Regions from separate parts of the Homo sapiens genome. Here region 1 is linked to region 2. Evidence: chromatin contacts called from ENCODE Hi-C or POLR2A ChIA-PET data. All regions are on one chromosome and are shown on one strand. The core of a region is the stretch at or near the end of the contact, and the rest is flanking DNA. Distances in the headings are between cores, read along the strand shown. Region 1 has its middle 13 kb from the start of LINC00690. Region 2 holds the start of GALNT15 (polypeptide N-acetylgalactosaminyltransferase 15).

What was found. Hi-C counts contacts between places; a loop is a spot of excess contacts on that map. ChIA-PET counts read pairs that join two places held with the same protein, here RNA polymerase II (POLR2A). Pooled maps may share reads with other maps.
Region 1: a loop to region 2 is called in a map of K562, with 5 times the contacts of the local background. The contact joins the enhancer-like site here to the promoter of GALNT15 in region 2. A Hi-C loop is called at or near these places in 5 of 168 maps with a recorded cell type or tissue (Caco-2, HCT116, K562 and 1 more) and 15 of 50 pooled maps. POLR2A ChIA-PET finds 5 or more read pairs at or near these places in 1 of 52 experiments (activated CD4-positive, alpha-beta T cell).

The regions. Positions count from the first base shown.
Region 1 is chr3:16,545,934-16,552,486 of GRCh38, reverse strand. No RefSeq gene overlaps it. Among named protein-coding and RNA genes, the nearest start is that of LINC00690, 13 kb to the right of the region's middle. Within about 2 kb of position 1,551, at least 3 of the 41 ENCODE cell types and tissues checked have a DNase peak (open chromatin) inside an H3K27ac peak, as active enhancers do.
Region 2 is chr3:16,170,031-16,176,480 of GRCh38, reverse strand. GALNT15 (polypeptide N-acetylgalactosaminyltransferase 15) reads right to left here and starts at 1,801. Exons shown (of 10, transcript NM_054110.5): 1 at 791-1,801. The coding sequence starts at 1,329.

The DNA of each region.
Region 1 (6,553 bases), core at 302-2,801, 380 kb before region 2:
AATGGTGTCCAGTAACTGTTTAGCTCTTGAGGGGATCTCATCAGAGAAGCCTGGAGGCTTCAGGGAAAGCCGTTCCAAGGAAGAGGAGAGAAAGACATGGTGGCGAGGAAGGAGGATTGACAACCAGGGAAGGCCTTACCTAGGCCTCCACCAGGCTGAGCTTCTGGCCTCAGGCCAGTAACATAATGATTCAGGTCCCCACTCCTGATTCTGCCACTAGATTCCCACTATCCTCCCCCAAGACATGGAGCATTGAGCCCCCCTTCCCCACAGATAGAGTACCCTGGATAGAGTGGGCTCCACACCTAGCACCCACCTTCTTGCAAGACTATAGCAATGAACAGCAGAGAGCGCAAGCTGGAGACCCACAAGCTGAACTCAGTCCTCGGGGATGATTTCTTTAGCCCCTGTAGAGTTCAAAAACTTGGGCCAACATTTACAAGCAGGAGATCCCAAGTGGTTACTTTCTTTAGGCAAACAGGAAAATCTTGCCACACCTCCTGGCCATTCTGGGCTGACACCAGTCATCCACCTGAGACCAGACAAGTGTTGTCCAGTTCAACGCAGCCCCAGTTTCCTATCCCCTCTCCAACCTTGAGGGCAGCCATCGACTGCAGTTCATTTCCATGCTAGTGCTGGAAGTTTTACTGGCGTCGAAAAACATGGCTCTGAAACCCAAGCTTATACCAAAAGGAGAAAAACAATATATGTAGGGCCTCATGATTTTATTACATCATGACTGACATAACCCTGAGTTTAAGAGCCTTGGGCTATGTCTCCATTTCAAATATACCTTTTCTTTCCCCTTTCTTTCTTTCTTTTTCTTTCTTTCTTCTTCCTTCCTTTCTTTCTCTTTCTTCTTTCTCTTTCTTTTCTTTCTCTTTTTCCTTCCTTCTTCCTTCCCTCTTTTTCTTCCTTTGTTTCCTTGCTCCCTTCCTTCTTTTCCTTCCTCACTCCCTCTCTTTCCTTCTCTCTCTTCCTTTTCTTTATTTCTTTTTTCTCTTTCTCTTTTTTCTTTCTTTCTCATCTTTCTTTCTCCTCTTTCTTCTCTTTCTTTCTTTCTTGACAGAGTCTCTCTGTTACCCAGATATGGAGTATGATACAGGCTCACACACCACACCCAGCTAATTTTTTAATTTTTATTTTGTAGAAATGGGGTCTTGCCATCTTGCCCAGGCTGGTCTCAAACTTCTGGCCTCAAGTGATCCTCCTGCCTCAGCCTCCCAAAGTGTTGGGATTGCAGACATGAGCCACCTCGCCCAGCCAAGTACACCTTTTCTTTGTCCTGTGAACAGTCTCACAAAGAAGGCATCCAGAAGCCTCCTTTAGGTGAGGATCCTTGAGTTCAGAGGCGTGGAGGGACTTGCCCAAGGTTAAATAACTAGACATAGACACAGTACGTGACGATAACATCTCATCCAGCACAGGCATCTGCATAAACTGCATTCCCAGCCACACACCACCAGTGTGTTCACCATGACAGGGTGTGCGACCTGATGCAATAGCCCTTGTGTAATCTGACACATCCCCATTAGGTGGCACCATAAACCAACAAAGCTTTCCAGGACAATGCCTTTGCGGAAATTGGTTTTCTTGCATTATTAGGGATTTTAAGGCAGAATTGTTTTTCCCCTCTTTCTCTCTTAAAAAAAAAAAAAAGTCTTTCAATATACAATGTAGCATGGCTTTCGTGCCAGGCATAAAATGAAATTTGCCTTAATCCATTGCCTAGGGAGAAAGTGTGTGTGTGTCACAACTGACATCTGTTAAATGTTAAATGAAGTAAGCAAGCAATAAGAAGGTCTGAAATACATTCTTTGTTCAAGAAGTCGTGCAGACACTGATCAGCTGCTCTGTACAACTGGGAATAAAACAAGCACCTTTTTCTCCCCCCAACAAGCGCCACTGAAAGCCCCCAAGGAGGGCAAAAGCAGAGGATGGGTGGACTTGCGTGCCGTGAGGTTAACACTTCTGTTTCAAGTTCAAGCAAATTGGCTTGGCACAGCAGGAATGACCACACTGCCAGCTCCATTGTACCTGCTTCCTCCCCAGGGCTGAACAGGAGCCCAGGCTTGTCTGTCCTTTCCTGCTATTTCTTTTGCAAAGTGTAAGAAGGTGTGAGGCTTCATCCAAATTACCTGATCAGTTTTGACCATCAGCATGTTATTATGGTGGATCTATTCTTAAAATATATTTGTTCTTTTGTTTTCCTCACTAGCAAGGAATTTTGAACCAGTCACTCCAAAGTTAGCCCTTGCAATTTATTAGTCAAGCTTCGTTATTAACATTATTAACAAGAGAATGAGAACAGATGTAATTCCAATATGCAGCTGGAATATCAGCTAAAAATGTGCTCCTTATAAAGATATACAGGATTATCAAATGAGAAAGAGAAGCTTTGCCTATGCAACCAATTATAATTGTGGGATGGTGTATTTTGGGTATTGGAATTTTTTGATAAACATAAGGATAGGCAGAAAGCCCTTCGGTTTCAATCCTTTGTTTCATCCTTTCCCTCATTCCTAGAAATAGGTTAGGTATCTATGGCAGTAACAGTGAGTGCTTCCCAAAGAGCCACACACGTTTTCAAGCCTCCCCTGCGGTTGAGTTGAGCCATATGGATGAGTTCTGGTAAATGGGAAAATATTTACTTGTATTTTCTTTGAGTTCTATTGTAGTTTTATTTTTGTATTTAATCCCTGTGGAATTTATTTTAGTATATTAGTTTCAAGCCGGTTGTTCCCAGACTATTTAATTAATCTTTCCTTTTCCTACCAATTGCACATACCAATCAGTATATGATAAATTCTGATTTCTGGTTCAGTAATCAATTTTCTCATTCCTATGTTGGTATCAAATTCCCAAATTAGAGTAATTTTGAAATATATCTTACTATCTAGTAACAGCTATCCCCTTTAATTTTTTAAATGGGGTCTCACTATGTTGCCCAGGCTGGTCTTAAACTTCTGGGCTCAAGCAATCCTTCTGTCTCAGTTCAGCCTCCAGAGTAACTAGAAATACAGTCCCGTAACCACCACACCTGGCTCCTTTTAAAAAAAATTATTTTAGTTACTTTCACATATTTATTCTTTGAGTAGAATTTAAAAATCAGTTTGTCAAGTTAAAAAATTAAAGATGGATTAAATTCACAGATTGATTTGGAAATAATTGACATTATGTCGGCCCCGAGCCTTCTCATTCAGGTGCGTGATGTTTCCCTGCATTTCAAGTCTTCTTCCATGTCCTTAGGTCGTTTTGTTTTTCTTCTGTGTTTGATCCTGAGTATTTGATTTTGGTTGCTTTTGTAAATGGGATATTTTTCCCATTTCTCATCATTTTTTTCTAATTTATTATGGCTGAATATTATTCCACTGTATGTATATATCACAATTAATTTATCCATTCATCCATCAATGGACATGTGGTTTGCTTCCACCTTTTGGCTACTGTGCTGCCATGAACATGTGTATACATGTACTTGTGTCCCTGTTTTCAATTCTTTTGGGTACAGACACCTAGGAGTGGAATTGCTGGGTCCTGTGGTGATGCTGTGTTGAGTCATTTGAGGAACCGCCAACTGTTTCCCACAGTGGCTGAACCGTATTACATTCCCACCAGCAATATACAAATTCCAGTTTCTCCACATCCTCACCCATACTCGCTATTTTCTGTTTTCTTTTTTTTTAAAATTATTCCCATCCTAATGAGTGTGCAGCGGTGCCTCATTTTTATTTGCATTCCCCTAATGATGAATGATACTGAGTGTGTTTTCATGTGTTTGTGGGCCATGGTCTGTCTTCTTTGGAGAAATATCTATTCAAGTCCTTTTTTCATTGTTTAAGGGATGGTTTGCCTTTTTGTTGTTAGTTTCCTAACTTTTTGACAGGAGAAAGGTTAACTGAAAGTTGCTGTGTTACATAGGATGCTTTCAAAAGCAACAACTAGAAGATGCAACACAAAATGTCTTAAATGATAAAAAAATGTTAAATGTTTGAGTGATCAGTTATGGTTCTAGCATTCTCCACATATCAATTCATTTAATTCTAAAACGAATACTACAGGGTAGGTATACAAATCAGAAATATGAGGCACAGAGAAGTCCAAAGTCACACAACTGGTAAGTGGTAAAGTTAGAATTTGAACCTAGGAAGTCTGACTCCATAGTCTCATCTCTGAGTGACTAGGTACTAAGTTTGTAGGGAGGCAGTACTGGCATTGATTGGTTTAGCAGCTCAACCTAATATAGGAGTCTAGATTTGTCGATATTCCTATTCTGCTACCCTAAGCATGTTGCCTTTGCCTCAGGCTTCTTCCCTCATGATTGCAAAATGGCTGCAACAGCTCCAAGCATCACATTATCTCCCAGCAACATCCAAATGACAGAAACAGAAAGTCTCTGTGATTTCTTCTTTTTTGAGATTAAGGAAAACTCTTCTAGAAGTACCTCCAGCAGACTTCTCATTGACTACAATTGTGGCACATGCCCCATCCTGAACTCATCACTAACAAGGGAAACAGAACTACAATTTTGGACACAGACTGATCAAGGTTTACACCTTGAAACTTCAATGGGGTCCAGATTCCAAGAACTATCTGCTGCTCAGTTCCTGAACAGAAATCATTTTCTATTAACAAAGAAGAAGGTGGTAATCACTGTTGAGTTGGTGACCAACAGCTGTTGCCACAATTGTCATTTACTTCTGTTAGCCTCAAGGTCAGTGACATCTCCTCTGTGGGCTGGTGATTTCTCACTCTTGATTTCTCCTAGGCCATGTGTCTGATTTCTTCTAGGCCACAGATGCAACACGTACATGAAAATCTGAATTCCCACCGCACATTTGTTTGCAAAACTCTGTTTGCCATTTCTCTCCACTTCTTACGCCTACCTCTACAGATAATAGGGGCATGCATCTCTTTAGGGTGACCTTTGCATATTTATGCTAATTGCAGATTTAAACTATAAGCCCTAACACTCATAATCTCCTAGCTTCCCTCTGTAAAAAAATCCCCCTAAGTGATACTTAATTTCACATGCTTGCCAAATCTTAAATCCAAAAGCAAAAGCCGATTTACCTCTGTACTGAAATTAAAGCTATACAAAGTTTTTGGCTGTGGGGGCACACCTCACTGTCCTCAGTGGCCCTTCGTAGCACAGATTTAAGTTAGGAGTCTCCCTAATTTATTATGACTGATATTTTAAAATGTCATCAAACTATCCTGTCTATAAAGAAATGACGAAGCTTTCTTCCACATTTATGCAAGTCACAGGAGACCTTTCTAAATGGACGAAGTAAAATAATCTTGGGACAAAGCATTTTACTCCATGTAAACACAATGAATACACTGCCCTGAGCATCTGTGATTTTTTCTGAACATTGCCCCTAATCCAATTTTAATGTAGGCTTGTCATGGAAACAAAAACAAACACACTTAACCTTCAAAAGGGAAGATGAATGACACTGACTTCAGGTTTTTGACAAATATCTGTAAATATCTGAGCAACCCAATCTACATGATGATCTTTCTGCTATTGCTGGCAGAGTCTAGTTCTCCCTTCCCATTTACTCTGGAGCTTATATGAGGTGGCTATGATCTAACCAGAGCAAGTTCAAGTCATAAGGCTTTGTGGTAGTGAGTTTCTCATCAAAGAAACGTAATAAGTTTCCCATAATAGAAAGGAGTCAAGCAGAGGGTAGATGACCTTTTGTCCAGGATTGTGCATAGTAGAGGTTGAACATAGAGAACTTACTGAAGGTCTCTTATTGAAGGTCCCTTCCAAAAGATCCTAAGATAAGTCAGGAAAACAATCCTTATATTCATGTGTTGTTTTATGAATCAGAAAACTCTTAGACATGTGCTTTGTCTCATTTAAGCATCAAAACAACCCTATGAGGTAGGTGGGTTGATTATTCTTGTTTTACAGATGATGAAATTGAGGTTCGGGTAGAGGTTAAGCGACTTATCTAGGGTCACACATTTAGGAAGTGGGAGGTCCTAGGACCTCTGGGTCACAGATATCTCCGTTCTCAGGACAGGGCAGACAGGAGGCAGGCCCGTCTCTGCGTGGCTGAAGCATTGTCAGGCGGGCGGCTGCACTGCTGGGCACAGAGAAGTGGCTGCTCCGGCCTTTCTTTTTCTCCTACGCCCTAAGGCTGGTCCTTGGCAAAGCTGTCTGTCCTCAGGGACCCCTATGTGTTCTTTCTCAGTTGCTGCAGGTCGGAGCTGACCAGCCTCCCCAAAAGCGAAGTGTGTGAAGCCTGTGGTTTACACTTGCTTGGTGTTTCAACCCATGCCCTGACTACACCCTCTTTTTTTCTTTATTTTTTTTTTTATTATACTTTAAGTTCTAGGGTACATGTGCATAACGTGCAGGTTTGTTACATTAAACATGTGCCATGTTGGTGTGCTGCACCCATTAACTCATCATTTACATTAGGTATTTCTCCTAATGCTATCCCTCCCCATCCCCCAACTCCACCACAGGCCCTGGTGTGTGATGTTCCCCACCCTGTGTCCATGTGTTCTCATTGTTCATTTCCCACCTATGAGTGAG
Region 2 (6,450 bases), core at 552-3,051:
TGGCTCTCAGGCACTGGACCTGTTTCCTTAGTCTAGTGGCCCAAGGCAGGTGGCATGGAGTGGTGGGTCAGGCAGACTGGAGCTCACATGCCTGCATTCAAATCCTGACTTTGTTACCTACTAGCAGCGTGACTGGGAAAGCAACTTCACCTTGTTTTCATACCTATAGAATAAGCATGATGATACTACTAGCACCCATCTTGCAGAGCTGTGAGGACTTTCCAGGACTTTATGAGTTAATACATTAAAAGCTTGTAAAGTAAATCCAGACGCATGGGAAGAGCCCCCTAAATGTAAACTGCAATTGTTATTTTGATCCAAACTAAAAGCAAACACTAACAATAACCCTAAAATCAAAATGTAGTGGAGTCAGAGTGTTAGAACTGGCAAATGTCTGCTCTAACCTCCCTTCTGTGTTATAGAAATAAAGCCATTTGACCTAAAGACAGAAGAACTAGAACCCAGGACGGAGAAGAGAATGAACAAGCAAGAGTCCTCACTTTCTGCTTTCTAGGACAATGATTCTCACCTGAAGGGCTTGTTCATACAGACCACTGGACCCCACCCAGAGTTTCTTGTTTGGCAGGTCTGGGATGGGGTCTGAGAATCTGCATTTCTGAGAACCCACCAGTGCCCAGGGGCTGCTGACGCTGCTGGCCCAGGTACTGCATCTTGAAAAGCACTTGCTCTAAGTCAGGAGAGGCAGGCTACGGAAAGTTTGCATTCCCGAGTTTGCTACCACCCGATCATGCCCTGGGATCAGGGAAGGGAAAACAAGGGCCTTACTTACAGTGGGTGCCGCACCTCGGGCAGAGCCCTCTGGAGGGGGATGCGGGCACTGAGTGCCTCCTGGAGGCCACGTGGGTCCAGGCTGAACGGGGTCAACTCCTCTTCTTCAGACACCTCCCCGTCCTCATCAGCCCCCCAGTCCCTCTTTGGGGCTTCCTTATCCTGCCTCCTTGGCTGCTTGATGAGGCGGTAGCTCCCACCTCTCCTGCCCTGGCTCTGGTTCCTTCTGGCCTGGGGTAAGGCCACGGCCACCAGCAGCTGATCCTCCCGCAGTGAGATAAAGGGTGGCAGGCCCTCCAGAGGGCTGTACTCTTCACCCTCATCCTCAGCTTCCAGTACCCAATCCTGGGATTCCCCAAAGTCCAGGCGGTACCTGGCTTCAGGGCTGTGCTTGCTGGCTTGGGCTGTGACAGTCTGGTGCAGGGTGTGGTGGGGAGGGTGCAACATCGCCACCATCATCAGGACGCATCCCAGCATCAGGAGCAGCAGGAGGAACTGGAGTCTGCATGGTCTGTGCCTGTATCGCTTCCTTAGGAGCATGTTGCTAGAACTTGCCAAATGCAACAGGTCATGTTCAAGTTAGCTTTCTCCCGCTCCAGGCTCCTTCAAGCTTGCAGCAGAACCTGGGTTGCTTGTTCCACCTGGAAGTTTTTCTGCCAGTCACTTAACCTGGTCCTGACATTTGCCAACAGCGTGTGCAAGACCTGCTTCCACTTACAATCAGAAAACCACAGGACCCAAGTTTCACCCCAAGTCCTCTCTGAGTGGATTTCTTTAATTGCCTTCTGAAAGCCCATTCACAGGGACTTCAAATTGAATTGCTTCCCTCCCTTTACCCCGGTTTTCTCCTTGGGAAAAAAATAATGATTCCATTCTGCTCAGGTGTTTCTTTCCCCCTTTGTATAAATAGGTTGCTATGAGGTGTCTGGGATGAGCTGGTGGGTTCTCAGTCAAGCAGGGCTGACAGCCGTCCCTCTTTGGACGCTTCCAGTCAGGTCAGATCAACAGATGTAAAGCCGGCAGGCAGTGCCTGGTTTCCTTTCACACATAGCTCCACTCAGCCGAGAGCCCTCTGCCAGACACAACCCAGAGCCAAGCGTGCGCGTCACTCCTGGTCCTAATGCCCTCACTGTTCCCAGGCTTTGCACAACTCGGTGTGGTCACTGCTAGAGCCAAATCAAAACAGGAATATCCCAAGAGTTCAGAAGGAAAGACTAATACCCTCTGATTCAGAAAGGCTGTGTGTGTGGCATAGCTGCAAGGAGCTGCAGCTGTCTGTTTGCAACCTCAGCCTCCCATGGGGGATCAGGCAAACTAGGTTGGACTCTCCTTCCCTTCCTGGGGACCACTGTCCCTGGCCTCCTGAAAATGAGGGAGCTAAGGGAGATGATCTTGCAAGTCCCTTCTTCTCCCACAAGAGCAGCTGAATGCCTGCTCTGCCCTGGCCACCAAGGGGGACGCTGGAAGAGGAGTGGCATGCTCTTTCCCTCATAAAGCTTCCTTCATTTAACCAACACATAATTAATGAACACATGCTATGTGCCAAAATTGTTCTGGGAACTGGAAGTAGAGCAATGAATAACACAGACAAAAATGTGTGTCTCATGGAGCTTGCATTCTAGTGACAGATACAATTAAAACTATCCACTGGGTCAGATAGTGATGAGGATGAAGGCAAAAAAGCAGAGCAGGGATGGGGCTGGGGAGCATGGGCTGGGCTTGGAAATGGACATTGAGTGGTGGAGAAAGGTTTCATGGAAGAGTTACCATTTGTGTAAAGGAGAGGGCTGCACAGCTATTTGAGGTTGAGTGTTCGGGGCAGACAGAATGATAAATGTGAAGGTTCCAAGGCAAGAGTATGCTGGCATGTCTGAGGAACAGCCGGCATGGCTGAAGCAAAGAGAGCAGGGTGGAGCCTGATGGGAAGTGGAATAAGAGAGGCAAGGGGGCGGGGGGCAGGAGGACCATGCAGGACACCCCCTGGTTGCATTGAAGGAACTTTGGCTTTTCCTCTGAGTGAGAGGGGAGCCCTTAGAGGAGAGACACAATCTGACTTGGGTTTTAACTGGATCATTCTGGCTGCTGGGTTGAGACTAATCAGTGGGGGGCAAAAAGCAGGAGCAGGGAGACCAACCAAGAGGTTCTTGGCTTGCACTAAGTGGCATCGGTGGTGACAGGGGTCAGCTTGTGGATATACTTTAAGGAAGAACCTATAGGATTTGCTGATGAATTAATGACTAATGTGAGAGGAAGAGAAGAGTCAAGATGAGTTCAAATTTTTGTTCTGAGTAGTTGGAAGAATAGACTTGCCATTAACCAAGATGGGGAAGGAGAGAAGGTGGAAGGAGATGAATGCATGCCAGTGGCTTGATTTGGAACATGTGACATTCGAGATGTCCTCTAGACAGCTAAGAGGAGATGAAGTGAAGGCAGCAGTTGTAGGATAGCTGAAGGTCAGGGGGAGGTCTGGCCTGCATATACAAAGCTGGACTCCAGCAGCACTCAGATAGTGTTTGAAGCCGTGAGACCTGAGATCACTGAGGGAGTGAGGTAGGTAGAAGGGAGAAGAGAATCCAGCATGCTCAGTTTTCAGGCTTCTGGCTTGAACAGGTTGAAGGATAGCTGACCATCACCATGAGCAGTGTTTCTTCTGATGGCTGTAAAGCAGCCATGCTGTCTGCAACCAAGAGTGGAGGGGGGAAAACTGCCATTGGGGAAGTCCTGCAATGAACTTGCTCATTGTTTTTGTCTTTATTTTGATCTTAGAATGTCAGCTAAAATGTTTGTGGAAAAAAATGTTTTACCTTTTGACTCAGTTGTTTCTTCCAGTGTGTGTGGTGTGTCTGTGCACACTCACGTGCACAAGCATGTATACACGTGTGTTTTCATGAAGTCAGAGGTGAAATAGTGGGTTATGTGTGGTTGTTCTCCTGGAATCCCATTGTAATGCCCCAGTGGACAGTGCTTAGCAATTTCTGGATTGAATTGTGTCTTCCAAATCTCAAATCACGGTGTATTGCCAGGTGGGAATACTGTGTCATTTCCAAATTCAAGAGGCAGACACCCTGGGAGATGTAGTTCAGAATATCTGGGGACATTTTGAGGTTAATGAGGATGAAGGATTAGAAGGTTCCAAATCCAGGAGGCCTTCAGAAAACTGAGTGTGCAGAGTCACCATCTTCCACTCATCTCTAGCAACGCTGTGCTTGAACTTACCAAGAACAGCCCACCCCAGGGCTGTCACCCTGGCCAGCCCACTGCTTGAGCACTCTTTCCCCAGAAAGTCATCCATATGGCTCATTTCTTCATTTTTGTGTTCCCCAGAAAGTCATCCATGTGGCTCATTTCTTCATTTTTGTGTTCACTCCAATGTCACCTATTTAGTGAAGGCTTCGTGGACCCCCCATTCTACATTGAAACCCCTCATCAACATGGGGCTTTCTTTGAGAATCTCTGTGGCTCTTCTCAACACCTGGAAAATTAAAATACTAAGGTGTTTATTGTCTGTTTCTCCACCCACTCCCATAAAACATAAGCTCCACAAGGGTAGGGCTTTTGTTTGCTTGTTCACTGCTGTTTTTCCAGAGTACACAAAGCACATTTTTCCACTCCCCAGGCCTTTGCTGCTGTCCCTGACAGCTTTGCTGCCAGTTCTTCCCATCCCCCACCATCACTTGGCACATGAGGCCCAGACCTTGCTCCCTTCTCCTCTCTTTCTCACCCTTGCTCCTATCATGGGTTGAATCGTGTCCTCCAAAATTACACTGAAGCCCTGCCTCTGCTGGGGAACCTGTGAAGGGGGCCTTGACAGCAAATAGGATCTTTGTAGATTATCAGGTTAAAAGGAGGTTGTTAGGGTGGGCCCTAATCTAATATGACTGGTATTGTTACAAAAAGGGGACAATTGGGCAGAGACAGGCATACACAGAGAACATCATGTGAAGAAGAGGGCAGACCTGGGTGACACATCTAAAAGCCAAGGAATATCAAAGATGGCCAGGAAATCACTGATAGCTAGGAGAGACATGAAACAGACTGTCCTTCACAGTCCTAAGAAAGAACCAGCACTGCCAACACCTTGATCATGGACTTCTTGTTGCTACAACTGTGAGATCATACATTTCTGTTATTTAAGCCACCCACTTGTGGGACTTTGTTATGGCAGCCGCAGGAAACGGATACAGTTCCTCTTGCCCTCCCCACCCTCCCACCCTCCTCTGCCTTCTCTCAACTCTTGCTCTAGCTCTGTCATTTCCATCTCTCCTTCTCCCATTCCATCTCCTTCCTCAACCTCTAGTGAGGTTAGGCATCACACTAACCTCCTCAGCCCATGGCCTTCCCATGACAGAGACAGCCCATGAAAAAAGGCTCCCAAAAGAACTGGGGCTGGGTGACTCTGGCCTGGGATTCTTGGCTCCAGTTCAAGATAAACTAGATCTGGTGAAGTCCCAGATGCAGGCCGTGGGTCTCTCCTGGGACTCAGAGCATTGTTGATCTAACCTCCAGGCTGTCTCATTGCTCAGAGAGGTGAGATGATCAACACCCCAATTAGACCGCCACTGGGGTTTCTGTATGTTTCTCTCTTTAGCTTTTCATCTGTCTGTTTTCTCATAAGCCATGGCAGCTTTGGTGTTAACAATTCTGCTGTTTTCCTAGAAAAAAATGAAATTTTTCTGTTCAGATGGATGGCAGGTTAAAGTGCCAGAACAAATCAGAGACTGAGAGTATTCATGAAAGGAACAGTAGACATCAGCTAGTGAAAAACAAAAAATTCTGCAAAGCAATAGCAGACCTGGCCCAAGCAATTCAAGAAGATGTCATCAACGGCCCAGTCGCTGTTCTTCCCATCTCAAGCTGAGGTGAAAAGAGCAAGAATAAGGGAAGCTAGAGAGGCAATTCCCCAAATAACTTAACCCCAGGCATTTTTTTGTTTGACTTGGTGCTATGGTTTGAATGTTTGTTCCTCCAAACTTCATGTCGAAATTTAATTCCCAGTGTTAGAGGTGGGGCCTAATGGGAGGTGTCTGGGTCATGAGGGTGGATCCTTCATGAATAGGTGAATTTCCTGCTTGGAGCAGAGGGAGACCGGGTGAATGAATTCTCACTCTGTTGGTTCCTGTGACATCTGGTTGTTAAAAGGAGGCTGGCATCGCCCCCATTTCTTGCTTAATCCCTTTCTCGCCATGTAATCCCTGCAGGTGCAGGTTCCCCTTTGCCTTCCACCATGAATGGAAGCAGCTTGAGGTCCTCATCAGAAGCAGATGTTGGCACAGTCTTCTTGTACAGCCTGCAGAAGTGCAAGCCAAATAAACTTCTTTATAAATTACCCAGCCTCAGGTATTCCTTTACAGCAACACAAATGGACTGAGACAGCTATAACACACAGTGATGGCTGTTTGCTTTTTGGTCTCCTCCATTAGTGGTTGTTCCGTCTTTGTCTCTCTCACACTCAGCACAGTGCCTGGCCCGGCAACACATGGTTGTCCAATAAATGACTCTCAGAGATGAGTGATATGATATACACTATGCATTATGCAATAAATAAATTCTTAACAACAAGGTAACACCCTAGGACCTCAGAAAGGGAAGAAGGGAAATGGATGGCATGCAACCACTTATGCAAATGACCAACCCCAACTCCTCCCTTCCCTCAGTCTGCCC